Regions from separate parts of the Homo sapiens genome. Here all the other regions are linked to region 3. Evidence: chromatin loops called from intact Hi-C (ENCODE). Cell type or tissue: CD4-positive, alpha-beta T cell. All regions are shown on one strand. Links, peaks and the distances in the headings refer to the core of each region. The heading gives the core; the rest is flanking DNA.

Region 1 (7,265 bases), core at 2,874-5,373, 1.3 Mb before region 3:
GGGAAAACAATTGTTGAAGATAAGCGTCAACTATTTGAAATGGGAACAAATATGGACATAAACAAATTTTATGTGCAACATAAGCACCCTTTTAATTTCAGAAACCTCACTTTCCATTTAAAAACATGTCTTCTTATTGTTGAAGATCCAGCATATGTATCAATTTTCAAGCTGCCATCCTATTTCATACAGATCTTAAAAAATGGCCAGGTTTCTAATTCTCTCTCCTTACCCTTACTGAATTTCAACATGGTGCCCCCTCCAAATATATGATGTTGGTTTGTGCAGCTGGCCATGGTGGCTCACGCCGGTAATCCCAGCACTTTGGGAGGCTGAGGCAGGCGGATTGCCTGAGGTCGGGAGTTCAAGACCAGCCTAGCCAGCACGGTGAAACCCCGTCTCTACTGAAAATACAAAAATTAGCCGGGCATGGTGGCATGCACCTGTAATCCCAGCTACTCGGGAAGCTGAGGCAGGAGAATCACTTGAACCCGGAAGGCAGAAGTTGCAGTGAGCCAAGATCGTGCCAATGTGCTCCAGCCTTTTATTAAGACAGAGCGAGACTCCATCTCAATACATAAATAAATAAATAAATTTGTGCTTCTGAAGTAAAAAAAAAAAAATCCATATTTTTTAAATAAAAATTGTACTTAAGAGAATTAAGAATTCTTGCCTCTTTGATATGTAGTTCCTCTCTCCAAGAACTACTGGGGTCCGCTACCCTAACCTAGAGCCATCCTTCCTGAGAGAAATGCAGAAAAAATCCAACAGATGTTCAAAACAGCACACCCAATGGCTTTCCTGCCAGTCTCACTAAAGGTATCTTTTGCCTTTGATCCACTTCAAATGTTGACATTTGTCCATTTAAAGAGTACCAGCCAGTATGGACAAGTTCTCCATCTATGGAAAGAACATACACATTCTCTCTTATAAATCTTGCTGTTCCAAATCTATGGCCCTCCTACTCTTAAAAACCCTGCCTTTCCCTGAAGGCTGATTTAGTGTAGACTAAGATTACAGAAATAGCAAAGCCTCTGTGGAGATTGGAAAAGTCAGCTACACCTCCTCCCCATCTAAAAAAATCAACTAAGTTTAGCCGTAACGCATTGGTAATGAGAACAATACCGATAATTCTGGACTGTCTATGGCAATGAACACTTGGAAAGCCCAGAAGGGACACTGAAAATCAACAGACTGGCAACTCACACTTCCACGTGAAACTCTGGGAGCCTGTATGATGAAGTCAGACTACTTCGCTAATAGACAATTAGGCTTAAGAAATCCGAGTTGTTGGAGAAGTGAATAAGCATGTGGATAAAAGAAAAAAGTGATGTCAGCACTACATTTTTCTAAACCCGTAATAATTTTAAAATAATGCTTACCTTTTCTAATTATGAAATTAGTAAATGGTCAAAATAAATACTTTTAAAATGGCATAGGATGACGCAGTGGCTCACGCCTGTAATCCTAGCACTTGGGAGGCCAAGGCAGGCGGATCACTTGAGCTCAGGAGTTCGAGACCAGCCTGAGCAACATGTCAAAACTCCGTCTCTACTAAAAAATACAAAAATAAATAAATAAATAAAATAGCCACGCATGGTGGCACGCACCTGTAGTCCCAGCTACTCAGGAGGCTGAGGCAGGAGAATCGCTTGAACTGGGGAGGCAGAGGTTGCAGTGAGCCGAGATCGCGCCACTGCACTCTAGCCTGGGCAACAGAGTGAGACTCTGTCTCAAAAAAATAAAAATAAATGATACAAAAAATATAGAGATAAAAACACTTGAGAATCACATCACCCTGATACTGTTGTTAAGTTTCACTGATTTTCCTTTTTTCTCAACTAACATACATACTCTGAGGGGAAGAAAAAGGAGGGGAGCAATCCGTCCCTCCCTGCCTTCTGTGAGCACTGTACTGAGCACTGCTACTGACCTGGCCCATGCCAGTCCCAAGAACAATCCTTCAGAGGAGCGCCGCTCCCTATTTCACCAACATGGACACTGGGGCCCGGCCCAGGCACTCCCAGATGTGCAGTCCTCCAGGCAGTGTGGTTTGGGGGCTTGACATTTGTTATCTTGTGACTTTTAAAATAATTCTTGAGTTTAAAAACTCCCAGAGATTTCTTTGTCATAAGACAGGAAGTAGATTAAAGACAGAGAACAAAGGAGAGGGCCAGACACTTCCCTGGGTAAGAGAACCAATGGTGGGCTCGGGTCCTCCTCAGGGAACACCTTACTTAGTGTTTTCTGAGAAGGAAAAGTGACATCTCCAGGGTACTCAGGCTAGAGGAGGAGAATGACAATCAAACATGGACAGACTGCAGGAAGCCTCTGAAGTGAGGCCGTCAGATGCCTTTACTCTGGGAGATGCAAGTGATATTCACTCAGGGACATTTGCTCAGGCCTCCCCTATAAAGGGGTGGCTAACATCTAATCCACTCTGGAGCTGGGTGTTCACTATTTCCAGAGATGCCAATGTGAGGCCCTGCGTCAGCTTCAAAGAAGCCTCTGGACACTGTCCCCAACCACACCCCCTGCTCCTAGGCCAGTACCTGGCACTTCAGAGTCCTGAACGCACAATCACAACCAGCTGAGTGATCCGACAAGAAACGAGTGGAATGAATGCACGAGGTAAATAAAATGTACGTCACAGACAATTGTGGAAGCCACACTTCATGAAAAAGATAACGGCACTGCACAAAAGAGCAAAAGAGGCAAGTGAAACGCACAAGGAAATGAGGTGGCCGTGGGCACCCACGATGAGGCAGCAACCTGCATTTCTAATAGCACTGGGGTGAGCGTGGAGGAGATAGTGCTCTCTACGCAGGGCCTCTGATCACAGAGCGTGAAGACTCCCTTTTAAGCCCTTAGAGGTGAAACATAAGAAAAGCAAAAGGGCCTGCCAAGTTCATGCAGTGAGTAGCCAGTTTCTGGAACTTGCTGCCTGAAAAAGGAAGTAGGAAAGACTGGAAATCGGTTCAGACAGCAGACCCCGAAGTAATTATGACCACTTATGTGCCCCTCCTTGGAACATTATTCAAATGGTTCTTCAACCTAAGTGGTTCCATAATTTGTTACCCTCCCTCGCATCCTATACACTTCCTTTTGAGGTCATAAGCTCCATATCTTCAAACTGTTCAGCCAGTAGCAACATCTATTTTAACTCAGAACGCCTGCTCTCCAAGCCCCCAAGCCCTCTCCAGGGCCCCGTGCCCAGGCGGGGAGCTGGCAGTGAGGTTCCTGAATGGGAAAGGAAACCCCCACACAGGCATGACCATGACACCTGGCTCAGTCAGCTACCCGTTGAGTGGTGTTTTTTTTTTTTAACTAATTGTTTTTAGTGGCAAAGTATACATGCACATGGTTTAAAAATATATATCCACCCTAAGAAAAGGGTTTGCAATAGAAAGGAAGTTTTCTATCCCAGATGTTTCTTGGGGTGTATCCACTGTTAACAGTTTCTTGTGTATCTTTTCAGGAATTTTTTAAGCACACACAAGCATAAATATGAGTTATTTTTCCTGAAAAAAAAAAAAAAAAAAAAAAAAAAGGAGCAGGAATCATATTATCCATGCTGCTCTGCATCTGGGTCTTTCCACTCCGCCATGTGTCTGGGGCTTATTCCACTGCAGCTCTCATGGATGGGCCTCACTATTTACCTGTTACAGAGGGTCAGAGATGCTACACAATATATTTAACCAGTTCCCAATGAAGGCTATTTAGGCTGTGCTCAGTCTGTTGTCATTATCAACTAGTTAAGGTTTTTAGAATATATAGGTAGATCTGAATCTACTAGTTAGGACCCCACTGGTTTTAAGGACAGTGATCCTCCTAATCCTACTTTACTATTCATACTTCTAAATGAAAACAAACAAGAACAACCCTCACCTCTCCATCACTCTACTTAAAAGGTCTATACTCAGGAAAAATATTCTTACCCCTTCAATGCTGAAACAGACAATAGACACAAACATTAACAACAGTTTTAATCTCATTTTTTCTCAACCCTTTTACTCCGGCTACTAAAATAAAGTGCTTTGAATATATATTCTCTCCACCTTCTGGGCAAGATGCTAGTAGCTAATAAAAAGGCCAAAGGCACCCCCAGCTAGGAGATGCAGAACTGGGCCCAGGTGACAATAGCTCCAGGTGCATCCACTGGGTGTCATCTCATTCCAGACAGGAGTGACAAGGAAGACCCTCCCACAGTTGCCGTGGCTACAGTCCTTCTCATTTAGGGCCTTCACAGACATGCTGGCCTTCTATACTGTCTACCTGAGGAAGTGCACGACTCACTTCTCAGAAATCAGGAAGCTACAGACATTAATTCTCAAAACATTCTGGCTTCCTTGAAGAAAGTGTTCAACCTTTACTGCTTCCAAAGTTAAGACACTTTCCCAAGACTAGTAAACGATCTTCCCAAAGCCTTTTTTAAATCATCAGTTCACATGGTGTGAAAATAGATTAAATTCTACATATTAAACTGTTAAAAAAATTATAAAGTAATCAAAACAAATGCTAAATATGTATAAGCTGTTAGCATTTTATATATGAGCAAAGACTTCAGGAAAAGTAGGTATTTTATAAACTCAAATTACCCAACATATAAAAATATTCAAAACACAATACCTCGTCCAGCTCCTGAAGAGACATGTTGTCCCCATCAGTCCCATCCAGTTGGGGAAAGCACAAAGAAAGCAGCATGGGACAGACAGACAGACAAGGCATGGTCAGTTGAGAAAACACTGAGATTTTAAGCTGACTAAATATAAAGATCCACTAAGCAAGGCATTTTAAAATCTCCTTTTTTTTTTTTAAATTAAGCTACATCAATATATGCTTTAATTTTTATTTACTGTGGTTGTTTTGAAAATGAGCTAGGAAACAAGCAAAAAATGACTGTAAATATTAAAATACACTGGAAACAGATAAAACACACTTGCTTTGGTTTCACTAAAATATGCTGTTAATCTGTTTCATAAACACCAAATATCACATACAATACCACATTCTATTTTCCCTCAGGAAAATAAAATAAGAGAGCAGAGCTAAAATGTAATTTTATCATGTTAAATAAATGTATATTTTAACATGTAAATCAGACCTGCAAATGCAACAAAATTAAAAAATAAATGACCCACAAAAATTGTCTGTAGCTGTATTCAGATAACATGTGAGTGACCACATATGTAAGGTCTCTGCAAATTACATCCCGCAGACACGGCTTCATCCCTGGTAGTAAGAGAGCTGAGAAACCACTCTTTCCCGGAGAGAGACACAGGTGGCAAAATAAAAGAAAAACTCTTACCATCTCTTGGTATGTATTATTATTAGCTAGAAAGCATACAGTTATTCATAAGGCTCTTATAAAAGCAAGCAAACGAGACAAAACAAAAGGTAAGAATAATTTTTTTCTTTTAAGGGGAGGGGGAAGGGAGAAGCATGACACCAGAGGGTTAAGTTTCAATTGAAAAGTAAAGGTTCTTTTTTAGATCAACATGGAACTCTATCTTCTGGACAGACATTTACTAATGACAGATAATCTAAACAACTAGGTCTTTTTTTTGTACAGTATTGATCACTGAAATAATTAGTGGTGAAATTCAATAATCAATTGTGTTTTTTTATGTTTAGCAGTAAATTTAGAAAATAAAACATAACTTTCTTATTTAAAAATAGTGCAAATGAAGCTGCTCTATCAGGGTCAAAATATTATTAAACAATGATAGCAATAAAAATGTAATCAAACTTTACTCCACGTAAAAATTCAATTAGATGACATTATGAAAAGCTGCAAATCCTCTTCATTCCTTCCACAATTTTCTATGAGAGCAAAAAAGAACTCTATACACACCCTGCCATAATAGTAGTACTAGACGATATTAATAAATCAAATGGAAAGCTGATTTAATTACCTTTTACTTTACAAAGAAAAAATGTTTTTATTTTTTAAAAGCTTAACATTAAGAGAACATTAAAATCTTTTATTAATAAAACATGATGCAAGACAAAATCCCTAACTTGAGTATCTCAGTCTTCTTCCTATTCTGCAGCGGCTCCCTGGCATTTAATCTTTGAACGATGTACTATTGCAAACCTCGGTTAAAATCTCTGCTGCACATGTGCCTATGCTCTTGGATTATTAACCGAGCACACACACCCTGATCTTCTGATTTCTACAATTATTAGTTGATAAGAGGTGAAATCAGAATCATGGGATTCTAGGGCTAGAAATAAGTCTTTTCTTACAAATAAGAAAACTAAGCTTCAAAATGTATAAATGCATTGCTTGAAGCCACAGAGCTTGTTAATGGTCAGACTGGGGACAGACCCAGGTGTTCAGGTCTCTTTCCACCCCACCCTCCAGCCTCTCTAATTTTATTAACAATTCAGGGAATTACTTGTGATAGGCAGCTACCACCACATCAGGAATATTAAATTAAGGTCACCTTTTCAAAGACCCTCCCCACCATTCTGCTATTTAAAAATAGAAGGCTTTCAAAATTCTGTCTGCCACCAAATTACCAGGAAATTTAGTCAAGACCTGAATTAAAACATTTAGAATTACCATCAAGAAAGACCAAAATAAAGCCAAATGAAAACACGTTACTACACATCATCACCTTCTAAATCTTTATAATGTCTAAATCTAGGTTTTTGACCTTCCAATGGCATGCAATCAAGCAAACACTGAAAACTCCAAGTAGCATGTGGAATTTATAGTCTAAAGAACTTTCTACATAAAACTGAAAAATAAGTGGAAACCCATCTGTGTTTACTCAGGAAGTCTGGAAAAGTTGAGCAAAATGAGTTGGAAACACAGGTCTATGCTATAGTGATATTTACTTTATTTCCGTTACTGCCAAAATAAAAGTTTGCTTCACTTTTATCCAACAAAGTACCCTTATTCTCAAAGTAAGCCTCACTGCTCCCATGGAATCTTTAAAAGCAGAAAAGCAAGTAGATCTAAAGAGAAATATATAATGATTTCATACTTGGATTCTAAAGACAGAGAACTAATTTTCCAACAGACTCAGCTTGTACTAAAACTTAGAATCTTCAATCTGCAAGTTAAAATTGACTATGTAAGGTTCATAAAGTGAGATAAAGAAAGATGCTAGCCTATTGCAAGAAAAAAAATTGTTTTAAAACAATAGGTCCTTCCATTTTCCAGGATCTGCAGCACAAGTTCTGAAAATGCAGCCAACACCAGAGTGGCCCAGGAGGTGAGCACGGGGCTCTGAAGCCAGATTTGCCAGAGTTCC
Region 2 (7,265 bases), core at 2,852-5,351, 230 kb before region 3:
TTTTCTTATCTTCTGTGCCATACTTCTGTGTTGTTTTGGGCATGCAAAAACCCGTTTCACACGCACTTACATACAGACCCCAGATGTGGCAGAAAAAAATACTGGCAATCAAACAGCAACCCCCAAAATAATGCTTTACTGGGATTCTAGTAAATCTACTATTTCTCAATCCAGTCAAATCGAAACCTAAAATTAAGTCTAAAATTTCACCCCTGTCAATTTGGCTCCCGTATACACATCTCTTTAAGCCATACTTAATTTTTAAATGACAATAACAAGGTCATAGTTCTGCCTGACATGATGCAACCATCCCGTGATTGTGATTTTTGGGATTTGAGACTTTAGAGATTTAAACTTTAGAGATTTTTATCTTTGAGGATTTCAACATTTGGGATTATGGCATTCAGCATTGTGTCTTTTGGAGTTATGATCCAAATCTATGTTGTTTACATCCAGACATTGATAACTACTGATATAGTTTAAATCCGTTGTGGTCTGAGAACATACTACGTATGATTCCTATATTATTTTAAATCTGTTAAAATGTGTTTTATGGCCCAGAATTTGGTCCATTTTGGTGAAAGTTTTATGTAAGCTTGAGAAGAATGTTGTAATTTGCTGTCAGATGGAGTATTCTATAAATGTCAATTACATCTTGTTGATTGACACTGCTGTTCAGATCAATTCTATTCCTACGGATTTTCTGCCTTCTTGATCTATCAATTACTAAAGAGAGGTGTTGGAGAGTCCAACTGCAGGAGTAGGTTTTTCTACTTCTTATTGCATTTCTATCAGTTTTTGTCCTGAATATTTTTATGTTCTGTGTTGGGTTCATACATGTTTAGGATTGTTGTATCTCCTTGGAAAACTACCCCTTTTATTATTACATAACGTCCCTCTTTATTCCTGATAACTTTCCTTGTTTTGAAGTCTGCCTTTGTGAAATTAACATAGCTACTCCAACTTTCTTTTGATTTGTGTTAGTATAGTATATCTCTGTCTATTCTTTTACTCTTAACCTGTTCAAGTTTTTTATTTAAAGTGGGTTTCTGTAGACAATATATAAAAGGATATTGTTTTTTAAAAATCTATTCTGGCACTCTGTCTTCTAACTGGTATATTTAGCCCATTCATCTTTAAAGTGATTATTGATATATCTGGACTAATATCTGCCATGTTTGTAGCTGTTTCTCTTTGTTGTACTTATTCCTTATTTCATTTTTTATCTTCCTGTTTTTCTGATGTCTGATGTCTTTGGCTTTAGTGGAGCATTATATGATTCCATTTTTCTCCCCTCTCTTAACAAATCAATATTTCATTTTTAAAAATTTAGTGGTTGCTCTAGAGTTTTCAATATACATTTACAATTATTCTTAGTCCAATTTCTAAAAATGGACTGCTTCATGTAGAGTGCATGTATTTTGTAACAGAGTGTCTTTATAACAGTCTGCTCAGACTGCCATAACAAAATGCCATAGACTCGCTGGCTTAAGCAACAGAAATTTATTTTCTCACAATTCTGGAAGTTAGGAAGTTTAAGATCAAAATGCCAGCTGATTAGGCTCCTGGTGAGGGCTTTCTCTTTGGGTTGCAGATACTTACCTTCTTGCTGTCGCCTCACATGGACTTTTCTCAGTGCATGTGTGTGGGGAGGTAGGGAGTGACAGAGGGACGAAGAAAGACAGAGAGAGAGCAGTGAGAGAGAGAGAGAGAAAGAGAGAGAGATCTTCCTCTTTTTATAAGGCCACTAATCCCATTATGAGAGTCCCACCCTCGTAACCTAGTCTAACTCTTAATTACCTCCCTAAGGTCTCATCTTTAAATATTATCACATTATGAATTAGCAGTTCAGCATAAGAATTTTAGGGGAACATAAACATTCAGTCCACAGCGCAGAGTTCCAATTCCTCCCTCCTGTTCTTTACAACATTTCTGTAAAGTTATGATCAATGAATACATTGTTTCTATTGTTATTTTGAACAATTACCTGTTAAATCATCAAAATAAGAAACATAAAATTTAATTTTATCTCCACTTATACTTTATTGAGTGCCCTTCCATTTTTTATGTAAATCTGAGTTTCTGACCTACATCATTTTTCTTCTCCCTGAAGAACTTAATATTTCTTGCAAAGCAGGTCTATTGGCAATAATTTCTCCAGTTTTTGTTTATATGGGAATGTCTTTATTTCTCTTAATTTTGAGGGATATTTTAACTGAACATAGAATTCTAAGTTGGTAGTTGTTTTCTTTTGACACTTTAACTATTTTAGTCTACTAATTTTTTTGTTTTTGTTTTTGTTTTTTGTTTTGTTTTTGTTTTTGTTTTTGCTTGAATTGTTTCTGGAAAGAAGTCTGATGTAATTATTTTTCTTGTTCCTCTATAGGTAAGATAGGGCTTTTTTCCTTTCTGGCCTCTTTCGTTGTTTTCTCTTTATCTTTGTTTTTTGTCACTTTGAATATATCTAGGTAGACGTTTTGGTGATTATCCTGCTTGATGTTCTGTGAACTCCCAAGATCAAATAGTTGGTGTCTGTCATTAATTTTGGAGAATTCCCAGCCATTATTGCTTCAAGTATCTCCTCTGGTCTGTTTTCTCTTTCATCTCCTTCTGGTATTCCAGTTACCCATATATTAAATCTTCTGAAATTGTCCCACAGTTATTGGATTTTCTATTCTGTTTTCTTCCATTCTTTTTGCTCTTTGCTTTTCCAATTGGGAAGTTTCTCTTGATGTACTTTCAAGCTCTTCCTTTCCTTTGCTGGATTTATTCTATTGATGAGCCCATCAAAGATATTCATTATTTCAGTTAATGGTGTTTTTTATTTCCAGTATTTCCTTTTGCATCTTTCTTAGCATTTTTATTCTCTGCTTACATTGCCTAACTACTTTTCTTTTCCCATTAGAACCCTTACCATATTAATCATAGTTATTTCAATTTTCTGCCTGATAATTCCAAAATCTGTGTCATTGCTAAGTCTGGTTCTGATGCTTGTTTTGTCTCTTCAGATTATGTTTTTTCTTGCATTTCAGCATGTGTGGTAATTTTTTATTGAAAACCAGACATCAGGTATTGGGTAATAAGAATTGAGGTATAGAGGCCTTAAGTGTGAGGTTTTATGTTATTCTGTCCAGGAGTTGGGCTGTATTTAATGTTTTCTGTAGCTGTAGTGCCAGAGACTTCAAATTCCTCTAGTGTCCTTGTTTTCATTATCCCTGTTCACTTGGGGCTCTCCTAAGTATTCCTCCTCAAAGACAGCCTGTGTCTTCCTGCTCTTCCGGGTGAAATCTCCTATTTTCCTGAAGCCCTATTGGTGTGGTGGTATAGTATGGGGAAGATAAGGATTTTATAATCTTATGATTGAATCTGAGTTACTTCGTGTGCTGCTGTTCCTGGGCTGTGACCTTCACAAGTGTTGCTTAGCTTTTTCTCTCCCTGCTTAGGTAAGACAGGAAGGCTGAGGGCTCCGGTGGAGTCTTTTTCCCTGGAGAGCAGGACATTTTTGTGGAGGACACTCTGGGTGAATTGCAGTGGCTACTCTTTCCCTTCCATTGCCAGCCCAGCTGGGGATCTTCTCACTTCTTTACTCTAAAAACCTGGAGGGATTCCTAGAGGTAAAACCCATGAAAATGTGGGGGCCCCCTAAGACTGCAGCTGCCAGGATTAATTTTCATGCTAGTACACACTCATCCTCTGACAATTCACCAAAATTACCAGTTAAGTGTTTCTACCAATTTATTCCAAAAACTTCTTCCCCAGTTAAACAGATATCAGTGGGGAGTCACTGGATTCAGTCATCTCTGCATATTTTAGGGTGGCTGCTTGCCCTCTGACTTCAGTACTCTGAGGAGTCAAAGAAAAGTTATTGATTTTCAGTGTGTTCAGATTTTCTTGTTGTAAGGGTTAAGAGTGATGACTTCTAAGTTGTCAGCATGTCAGAGCTGAAAATGGAAGTTCTCCTGCAACACTTTCTTTCTTCTTCCTTTCTTTCTTTTTTGAGACAGGATCTGCAGGTGTAGTGGTAATCCACTGTGGTTTTTGAACAACCTCATCAAAGACTTCAGTTGTTTGTCACAGTATTTCAGATGACCACAGTTATGAAGCTGGGTGCACACAATTACCAGGTTGCCCATGCTGGAGTGCAGTGGTGCGATCATAGCTCACTGCAGCCTCAACTCCTGGGCACAAGCAATCTTCCCACCTCCACCTCCCAAGTAGCTGGGACTACAGGCACGCACCACCACACCTGCCTATATTTTAGTTTTTATTTTTAGTAAAGACAGGGTCTCATTATGTTGCCCAGGATAGTCCTGAACTCCTGACCTCAAGTGATCCTCCTGCCTTGGCCTCCTAATGTGCTGGGATTACAAGCATGAGCCAGCATGCCTGGCCATCTTTCTTTCTTTTTTTTTTTTTAATTTAAAAAATTGAGACACAATTCACATTCCATAACATTTACCTTTGTGAAATGTACAATTCAGAGTTCTTTTAGCATATTTACAAAATTGTGCAACCATTATCATTATCTAATTCCAGAACATTTTCATTGCTCCGAAGTGAAATCCTATTCCCATTAGTAGCTGTTCCCTCATTTCCCTCTTTTGCCATCCCCTAGAAACCCCTAATCGATATTCCATCTCCATAGATTTGCCTGTTTGGACAGTTCATCTAAGTGGCGTCATATGATATGTGGTCTTTTGTGTTTGGCTTCACTCACTCAGCATATTTTCAAGGTTCATCCATGTTGTAGCATGAATCAGTGCTTCATCCCTTTTTGTTGTTATTAAATGATATTCCATTGTATGGATGCACCATATTTTGTTTATCCACCAGTTGATTGACATTTGGGTAGTTTCTACTTTTTGGCTGCTACAAATCATACCACTATGAATATTCTTGTGCAAGTTTTTGTGTGGACGTATGTTTTCATTCCTCTTGGATACAGACCTGGGAGTGGTATTAATTGCTGGGTCATACAGTAGTTTTATGTTTAACTCTTGGAGGAAGAAACAAACTGCTTTCCTCAGTGGATGCACCATTTTATATCCCACTGGCAATTTATAAAGGTTGCAATTTCTCCAGTTCCTCACCAATATTTGTTACTTTCCTTTTTCTTTCTTAATGGCCACCTTAGTGGGTACAGAGTGGTGTCTCACTGAGGTTTTGATTTGTATTTCCCTAACGATGAATGATATTCTGAATCCTTTTGTGTGCTTATTTATCATTTGTACATCTTCTTTGGAGAAATGTCTTTTCAATGCTTTGCCCATGTTTTATTTGGGCAATTTGTCTTCTCAGTGTTAAGTTGTAATACTTATTTATATACTCTAGATAGTGTATCTCTATCCGATATATGGTTTGCAAAGTTTTTCTCCCATTCCTTATGTTGTTTTTCATCTTTTTGATAATGTTCTTTAAAAGTACAAAAGTTTTTCATTTTCACGAAGTCCAATTTAGCTATTTTTTTCCGTTGGTTCCTTTTAAAATTTCAGTGTCATGTTAAAGAAATAATTGCCAATATATGGTCTATCTTGAAGAATTTTTCACTTGCCCTGGAGAAGGATGAGTATTTCTTGTTGCTAGATTGGGTTTCCTAAACATGCCTGTTATTAAAGGAAACCAAAAATATTTCACCCCAAAATATATCTATCTGACATATTTCTAGATGGCTATTCAGAGGTCCTGTGAACCTAAGGCTAGCCCTGCAAAGATGTCTCTTGTAGGGGAGATCTGCATCTGCGGAGGAAATACAGTGAAGTAAACAACAGATGTGAACAGGCTCTGTCTAAGCCCATCTTGTCCAGATCTAAAAAAAAATTAACTGAGAGTTTGACACCTTTAAAGTTCTGACAGAGAAACATTCCTACCGGCTACCATCTATTCTTTCTGAGGTGAAGTTTCATCTGCAAAACAAGATTGTCTTTGCTCCATGCATTTCCTCCCCTTCTCTCCTTCTCATAACCTGCATTGCCACCATAACGTGTTCCATGCGCCAAACTATTCTTTCTGTAAGCTCACGATGCTATAAAAGCATCAGCCATCTGGACATTTCTTTGAGTTTTCATATTTTGTACGACTCCTGTGCACACAGTGCACCTAACACATTTGTATTCCTTTTTTCCAGTTAATCTGTCTACTCTCAGTTTGTTTTATAGTCTCAATTTTCCAAAACTTCAGGGGAAAAATTTCACTTCCCTGCCTCATCTAGACTCTATTTCTTGTTCCATATAAGGGAATGCGGCTCTACACTCCCCATGGTGCCAGTGCAGAATCCGGAATCCCACCCTGGCCTCCAGCTCACTGCCTCCTCTGGCCTCTTCATTGTTATGTCCAACTCTTCAACACCAATGACATCTGGACTCTGCCCTGCGGCATAATGAAATCATCTGTGCTTTATCCGTGAGATGTTTCTAAATCTGAAACTCAGTAAATGGCGTTTACATTGTGACTATGCTGATATTGTTCATTGCATTGCAAAGTCCCATGCAATGTAAATAATTGATTTTTGCTATTATTTTTATTACACAGTGCTATGGACTGAGTTGTGTACTCTCCAAATTGGTAAGTAGATGCCCTAGCGCCAGTGGGATGGTAGCTGGACATAAGGCCTTTGGAAGGTGATTAGGTTTAGATATGATTATAAGGATGTGGCCATCATGTGCCCTGAGATCAGTGCCCTGAGAAAAGACACCAGAGAGCTTAGTTGGTCTCTCTCTCTCTCTCTCTCTCTCTCTCTCTCTCAATGACACAATGAGAAGGCAGCCATTTGCAAGCCAGGAAGAGAGCTCTCACCGGAACCTGACCATGGTGACTCCCTGCTCCTGAATTTCTAGCCTCCAGAACTGTGAGAAAAGAAACTTCTATTGTTGAAACCACTCCGGCCATGGTATTTTGTTATGACAGTCCAAGCTGACTAAGAAACACAGGTAATCCATTTTTATTATAGAAAGAAAGAAAATCTAGAATACACATCACCTATGTATCTCGGAGACATACTCCATACTCTCAGTATTTTTCTGGGTTATGGATAATCACAGACATTTTAAAATGGAATCATACAATTTATAAACATTTTTTCCAATATACTGTGAACACTTTTCCATATCAATAAATACAATTCTAGATCCCATTTTTCATAGCTTCAGAGCATTTCACTGTACAGACTTCCTAATTCATTGACCTGATCCCTTTTGTTTGGATATCTAGGCTGTCTGTGCCTCCTTCACCTTTGTAACCAATCCTGTGATGAACATCTCATGCGTACA
Region 3 (7,265 bases), core at 1,590-4,089:
TGCGCCTCGCCCCTGCACTTGTCTGAGTTACCAAACAGGTTTCAAAACTTCCAAGGCGCAGTTTCCTCATCTGTAAGTTGGGTCCTACAGAGGCTGACCTCAAAAGCTTGCTGTGAGGCCTAGAGGTGCCACTAGAACAGCGATTCCCAACCAGGACAACTGTGCCCCCAGGGGACACTGGAAAATGCCTAGGGACGGTCCTAGTTGTCACAACTGACAACTAGGAATATGAGGTGCGGGTGGGGGTGCTGCTGACATTAGGGGTCGAGGCCAGGGGTGCTGACCGCTTCCTACAATGCTCAGGGTGCCCCCACAACAAAGAACGATGCCGTCCTAAAGGTCCGCAGTGCCAAGGCTGAGACGCCCGACTGTGGACCATCAGAAACCACATGGGGAAGGGGAAGGGCAAAGACAAGGGATCCTCACTGCTGCTCTGACCACAGGTGCCCACGCCGGGCGGCCACAAAGAAGGCAGGTGGGAGCAAAGAGAGACAGAGGGGCTCATGCAGCCACGCACGCATGGGCGAACCCACTGAGTGGTCAGGTGAGAAAGAAAAATGCAGCCAAACCACCGGCCCTGCACTGTCCAAGGGCGGCCCCGCCCCGGCCGCAGGCCCAAGGCTTCACTGCCTGGCAATGGGGAGCGGGTGCACGCACCAGGCAGGTTCCTCAGCATCCCCACTCACACGCCATGCTCAGAAAGCTCAGGTGCCACAGCCTCTGCACACAAGGGCACAGCCTGGTAGCTGCACGCCGCCCCACCCACCAAGTGTGTCCCCTGCACAGGCTCGCCTGCCAGGGCACGTGTCTGCCTGGCCCTGGTGGGACTCTCCTGCACTCTCCACCTCAGTGAAGAGCCCACCAGGCCACCCAGGCACTGCCCTGCCCACTCACCCCCACTGCAGCCTATGCCCACACCATCCAACAGGGAGCTCCCTGCTTCCATCCCTCAATTCTCCGATCCTCCCTCTCCTTCATCACCGACTCTCCAGGCGGGCGCAGTGGCGTGGCCCTGCCTTGGTGGTGGTGGAGACCTGCCTCCATCCCTGAATCCTTCACCCAGCAGCAGTTGGAGCTGTCTTAAAAACATCAAGACCCACGCCTGGAATCCCAGCACTTAGGGAGGCCGAGGCGGGCGGATCATGAGGTCAGGAGATTGAGACCATCCTGGCCAACACGGTGAAACCCCATCTCTACTAAAAATACAAAAATAGCTGGGCGTGGTGGTGCGTGCCTGTAATCCCAGCTACTCAGGAGGCCGAGGCAGGAGAATGGCTTGAACCCGGGAGGCGGAGGCTGCAGTGAGCTGAGATCAAGATACTGCACTCCAGCCTGGAGACAGAGCGAGACTCCGTTTCAAAAAACAAACAAACGAAAACATCAACACCCCATCACCTCCAGAAGCAGAACCCTCCAGCTGCCTCCCACTGTACCCAGAAGAAAACCCAAACTGCTCCCTTGTGGCTTCCTGCGTTATTAGGCCTCAACCTACCTCTTCTAACTCATCTCCACTTGCACTGCGCCCTCCCTGGCCACACTCCCACTGCCCTGGGCTCCTTCTGTTCCCAGATTCGACTCCTTCCCACCACAGGACCTTCGCACCTATGCACTTGCTTCTTCCCACAGCTCAAAGCTCACCCCTCAGGGGTCCACCCAGGCGGCTCTGTTTCCTTATGATCGGAAGCCCCTTCATCATCTACCTTGCACAATGTCTTCCCCACAAGAGCAGGGTCTCAGCTGCTGCGTCCCAAGTGCCCCAGCACAGCAGGTGCCCAGTGCTGAGCATCTGAGGCAGGCCCCGGCTTTGCAGGTAGCTGGGAGGCAAAAGAGCCCCCCCGTGGAATGGCCTCTGCTTCCCAGGCCAAGAGTCCCTGCCCCAAGAAGGCAGAGAAAGCAGTTCAGCCTTGAGCAGCCAGGGCTGGGCAGGCTGGAGGGACAGGCAGGCACGGCTCCACCCAGCAAGTCACAGCTAGACAGGCACAGCCCGCCAGCCTCTGCTCCCCGACCAGGTGCCTGGCGGCCCCGGGTGACCTCATCACTGCCTCTGGGGAACCACACGCCCCAGGGGGCTGCTGTGAGGATCTATTGCTTCTGTGCACCCCAGAGACTTCAGCAGCATCGACGCCTCCTTGGGCCTGAGGAATGCTGGGAGGGACAGAGGCCCTCCCTCTCCTAGGACTTTCAGCCCCAGGTCAGGGGGCAGCAGCCAAGAACCCTTGGTGAGCAAAACAGACCAGCGGCCAGGCGCAGTCAGGTAGGAGCCCAAAGGTCGGGGGACCCAATGCTCATCAGGGCTGCTCCTGTTTGGCCAGGGCCCACCGGCCTCTTTGGGCACACGGCACTTGCTCCCTCCTCTAGAAGCCACTTTGGAATCGGCCCTCTGTACGGCCGCTGCTGGAGTCCCACGCGCTCCCCAGGGTTGCAGAGCCACAGCCCAGCTGTAACCTCAAAGGAGAGGGCAGGAGCCTCCTTCCCTTCCAGTTTCCTTCCAAGTTCCGGCCTCAGAACAACCGGGCGTCTGTGCCTCCTCATCCTCTGCAGAAAACTTCTATCCTCCCACCAAGACCCCAGAGAAGGGTCTTGCACCAATCAGAGGCGGATCTGTTTACCAGAGAATTAATCCCACCACGTGTGCAAAGTCCAGGCAGAGCCAAGGAAGAAACCACAGGAATGGGTGGGACAGACCCCCCACATGCCACCCAAGCCCCACTGCAACGCTGGACACTGGGCACAGGCACCTAGCTGGGGTCCGGGGTGTCTGCGGAAGGATGACTCAGGGGTTCTCTGCTTCCCTCTAGTGCCGGAGCCTGGGCAACACCAAACCCCCAAATCACGGAGCCACTGAAACGGGCCACCATTAGGGCTGGAAAGGCCAGGCCATGCCGGGAGGGTTGGGCATGCAGGAGGAGCTGGCTCTGCCACAGCCCAGGAGAGGACAGGGGGACCCCGAGCCTGGTCCAGACTGGAAATCTGAGGTGCCTGCCTCCCTTCCCGTTCACACGTGGCCCAGGCAGCATTTGCACCCCAACACACCCAGGGTCAGCACACAGTCAAGAGCACCCCAGCTGACTCTGTCCACAGAGACTCAGGGGTCCAAGGGCAGGAAGAGCCCCAAGCCCGGATCCTGGCCATGCCTGTCCAAGTCGCATGGACCATCACTCAGCCCCTCCGGCCTCTGTTTCCCCATCTGTAAACTAAGGATGCTGCAGAGTCCAACAGATTGCCCCCAAGACAGAGGGCTTGGGCCTCCGGCAGAGTCTGAGAACCCCGTGGTGGGCGGGAGAGAGAAGTACAGATGGTGCTGGGGACACATGCTGCCCACACTCAAAGCAGAACTCGCAGCGAAAAGAACTGACCACGGCCCAGGAGGACTCATTTTCTGAACATAAAGTCGCCTCTGAAAATAAAAACGAAAAAGGCAAATGAGCCCATTTCACTTTCCCTGCTCTCCAGGGGCCTTGCCCCACCTCGGCAGAGACGGACCGCAGCTCTTAGGGTTCTGACTCCCGCCTGGCTGGGTGTGGGAAGGTCCCCGAGGCGCCTGGCAGGCAGGAAGCCAGGCCATGGCCCTGCCTCCCGGGAATCCCCAGTGACTTGTGAGGGGGAGGGCCGGGAGGTCTAGGGACATTCAAGTTCTGTGGGGCAGCCAGCCACAGGACACAGGTCGAACGCCCTCTCTGTGGGGCAATGCCAGGCCCGGAACAGCATCTCCACCTGAACCGGCCCAAACTCCAACTCCTGACCTTCTCCCCAAAACTGTACTGCACAGCTGCCTCCACCCCAGTCAGGGCCAAGCCCATCTCCCATTTCAAAGGCCCAAAGCTCCAGAATCTTCTTGGACTCCTCTTTCTTTCCCAGGTTCTTTAAAATAGACACCCAGAATCTCACTGTATCTCACCAGGGCCGCTGGTGCAGGCAGCACCCTCGTCTCATGCCTGGATTACTGGGCATCCTCTAAGGGCCTCCAACCACCACAATACCCTCGGCAGTCCAGGCTCAACCCAGCAGCCAGAAGCAAAAACACTCTGAAAACAAAAATGCAGACTGACCCATCCCTCCTCCGCTCGGAGCCTGCGTGGTCCGGTGTCACTTGGAGGAATGTAGCAGTGCCTCCCTGGGTCATCAAAGTCCTCTAGGAGCTGAGGCTACCCTGTCGGGCCCTGAGCCTCCCCGGCTGCTCCCTTCCCCTCCCCAGCTCCTGTCGCCTTCTGAGGCATGCTGACCTCCTTTGTCTCTGTCCTCCTCTCAGCACCTCGCTGCAGAAAGCACTGTGATTAGGAGCTGGGACCGGGTCTCCCCTCACCCCCATGGCAGGCATCCCCAGCCTGGCACAAAGCAAGCAAAGATCTGTCAGACAAGCTGACCCAGTGTCCAGCTCCCTACTCTATCCAAATGAGATCAGCAGGAAGGTCCTGATGCCCGCAAGCACACTGCAGAGTTATCAGCCTGTCCACCCTGGACACAAGGTGAAACTGAGGCTAAACGAGGAAAGCTCGAGCTTGGGCCTCCACTCAGTCTGTGATCAGGCTTCTACCCTGAGACAAAGCTGTGCCCCTTGGCCCAAGGCTTCCAGAAGAGGCTCCCCAAGCCCAGCAGCGAGCCAGGGTGAGAACTCATGCTCGGAGAAGAGCCCCCGCCACCCAAAGGCTGCTTTCTGTTTCAGCAGACAGGACAAACAACAGGTGCGGCACGGGCGCCCGCCCAGGAGGGCCACGGTGCAGCCCACGCCTGGCTCCAGATGAGCTGCCAAACAGGAAGCCTTGTGGGGGGGCAGGGGGGCGGCGGGGCCACCACGAGACACCCTGAGGGTGAAAACGTGACGCCACAGTGTTGGGGGGAGTCACTTCCTCCCAGCCCCCATGCCGCCTGGCTCTGACCTCAGCTTCTGCCCCTGCCCTGCGGTGCTCACCCTGTGCCCGCCACGGCGACCTGCAGCTGGCCTGTCACCCTGGGCCTGGGCTGCTCGCTCTTCCCCAGAAGCCAACAGGGCCCATTTCCGCCATCCTCAGTGGAGCCTTCCCCAGCACGCCCGCACACGTGTGCGTGCGTACACACACACACACACACACACACACGCCATCACCTGCAAACAGCTCCTCTGGCTTTGTTTCACTTTGTATTATAAAATAATAAAAGACTCCCAAGAAGTTGCAAAAACAGTACAGAGAGATCCTGTGTACCCTACCTCCTCCATCCCCCAAGGGCACATCAGAGTAACTAAGGACATGAGCAAAACCAGGACACTAACCCAGGCACACTGCTATGACCTGGACTGCAGGCCTTCAGCACGCTGCATCATCTTCTACACACACCAACATTCTTACATGTCATGTGTAGTTACACACAAACTGTGAAGCTTTATCACACACACAGACACATCTCCCCACCACTGTACTCGAGACGCGGAACTGTTCCGTCCCCACGCAGGCACTCATTCCGCCAGCTTCCTGTTTAACTGCACGCATCACCATGTGGGCCCACGAGTGCACAAACAGAATGTGAGCACGAGATCGGGGACCGTGTCTTTCTTATTCAAAGGATCCCTGGCACCAGGTCTGGCATACAGCAAGCACTCAATAAACACCTGATGAATGAATGATGCTGGGAGTAGCTGTCGACATTCTCCCCAGCTTGTGCATCCCATGCTCTCAAGGAGACAGACATCTTCCCATCACTGCCTCCCCAGTACGTCCTCTTGCTCTGGGGACCCAGGTGCTCTGTCCAGGCCCCGTGGTGTGCACACACCAAGGCCCCGTGATGGTAAGGGCAGCCATCTACTACCCAGTGGGCACCAGAGACCTTCACACAAAGGACGTAGGGGTCCCTGAAACTATACATGCAGTGGGGCAGGCACATGCCTGGGAGAGGGTCTCACGGTCATCATCAGTCTCGAGGCCTTGTGCTCTGAATCATCCAAGAGCTGCCATCTAGCCAGAGGGAGGCGTTGAGTCCTTGTGGGAGGGACAAGAGTCTCGCAGCCCACAGCTCAGGCCCCACCATCCTGGGATGTGTGAACTCAGCAAGTCTCTCAGTTGCTCTAAGCCTCGGTTTTGCACAGGTAATCAATCAACAGACCCTGAAGCAGGGCCGGCAAGAGATGCGTCACTGACAAACCGTGACTTCCCAGGGCCAGGCCCTCCACACACAGTCAAGTTGGCCCTGTAGGGAAGGCAGTGTGACCGTTCTCACTCACAGATGGGGAGGAGCCTGCAGAGACAGGCTGGGCCTGGCCTTAAGCCCAGGCAGACCCCCAGGGCTCTTGCTCCTGGATACAGCCTGTACCTGACACTCCGGAGTCCGAGGAGCCTGTCTTCTCATCTCAGAGCCCCTGTGGTGGCCGTGTCCTGTCACCCAGTTGTGGCCAGTGAGACTTAAGTGGAAGCCTGTTGTGGCCTCTGTGAAAACTTCCATTTTTCTGCTAAAAAAGACAGAGGCAGTTCGTACTGGCCCTTATTGTCCTTTCTGCCCTGAACGTGGGTGGGATGTCTGGAGCCGTGGCAGTCATCTTGTGACCATGAGGCAAGGTCCAAGAGACTCACAGATACTGGTCCTCATGCCACTAAATCCAGGGGACATTTGGCAATGTCTGGAGACATTTTTGGTAGTCATGACTTGGGCGAGGCAATGCTACTGGCTTCTAGGGGTGGAGGCCAGGGATATTCCACCCCCTTCAAACGTTCTATAATGTACATATGAGGCACTCTGTGAACGGGAGTCAAGGCCACAGCCAGGCCCCCTTAACAGGCAGGGAGACCCGCACCCAGGGAAGCAGCTGGCCCTTCAAAAATAACCCAAGGAGAGGCTCTGGGTGCAGCTAGTCCCAGGACAAACCTCTGCTCCCGGTGCCCTCAGCCCAAGAATGGACAGACACCCCTTGACACAGGGCACCGTTCCAGGCCAGACTAAGCTCTGCCTGGACACAGACCCTCTCCAGACTGCTGCACCTCCCCTCCCACCGGCAGGTGACAGACACACTCAGCTGGCAGACACCCTTGGTGGGCCACGGCCACCGGCTCCTGCTGTGACTACCACGTGCTTGCCACTGCCGAGGAAGGCTCCTCCAAACCGCGGACAGTGGCCACATACAGTTAGGTCAGAAATGCACAGGTGAGTTAGGTCTCACAGAGCTTGTTCAACTTAAAAAAAGGAAAAGAGGCAAGGAAACTCCGGCAAATAGCATAAAGTGTAAAGTTCTTTGGTAAATCATTCTAAACTAACATTTAAGACCCAGCCAGGCGAAGAAGATTCCACAGGGTCTTGCCTAA

What was found. Hi-C counts contacts between places; a loop is a spot of excess contacts. Peaks named below come from ENCODE experiments on the same cell type or tissue, not always from the same donor. Only the 100,000 strongest peaks of a DNase experiment are listed, where the experiment ranks them.
Region 1: a loop joins it to region 3, with 4 times the contacts of the local background. A loop is called at or near these places in 6 of 110 quality-filtered maps.
Region 2: a loop joins it to region 3, with 2.6 times the contacts of the local background. A loop is called at or near these places in 5 of 110 quality-filtered maps.

Annotation. Positions count from the first base shown.
Region 1 is chr20:58,656,999-58,664,263 of GRCh38, reverse strand. STX16 (syntaxin 16) reads right to left here. Exons shown (of 9, transcript NM_001001433.3): 2 at 4,630-4,641. STX16-NPEPL1 (STX16-NPEPL1 readthrough (NMD candidate)) reads right to left here. Exons shown (of 23, transcript NR_037945.1): 2 at 4,630-4,641. Among named protein-coding and RNA genes, the nearest start is that of STX16, 9.3 kb to the right of the region's middle. RefSeq lists an enhancer at 2,498-2,997. In CD4-positive, alpha-beta T cell, for the core only: no CTCF peak of the experiment used is centred there; DNase peaks (open chromatin) are centred at 3,183 and 4,223; H3K4me3 peaks cover 1,253 bases; H3K27ac peaks cover 2,266 bases.
Region 2 is chr20:57,630,972-57,638,236 of GRCh38, reverse strand. No RefSeq gene overlaps it. Among named protein-coding and RNA genes, the nearest start is that of ZBP1, 14 kb to the right of the region's middle. In CD4-positive, alpha-beta T cell, for the core only: no CTCF peak of the experiment used is centred there; a DNase peak (open chromatin) is centred at 4,056.
Region 3 is chr20:57,396,060-57,403,324 of GRCh38, reverse strand. All of the region lies in intron 3 of RBM38 (RNA binding motif protein 38), which reads right to left. Among named protein-coding and RNA genes, the nearest start is that of RBM38-AS1, 6.6 kb to the right of the region's middle. RefSeq lists enhancers at 2,414-2,513, 2,496-3,359, 4,334-4,423, 4,401-4,900, 6,476-7,265 and a silencer at 4,674-4,793. In CD4-positive, alpha-beta T cell, for the core only: CTCF peaks have their summits at 2,586 and 2,802 (motif pointing left); DNase peaks (open chromatin) are centred at 2,004, 2,864 and 3,534; H3K4me3 peaks cover 1,335 bases; H3K27ac peaks cover 1,471 bases.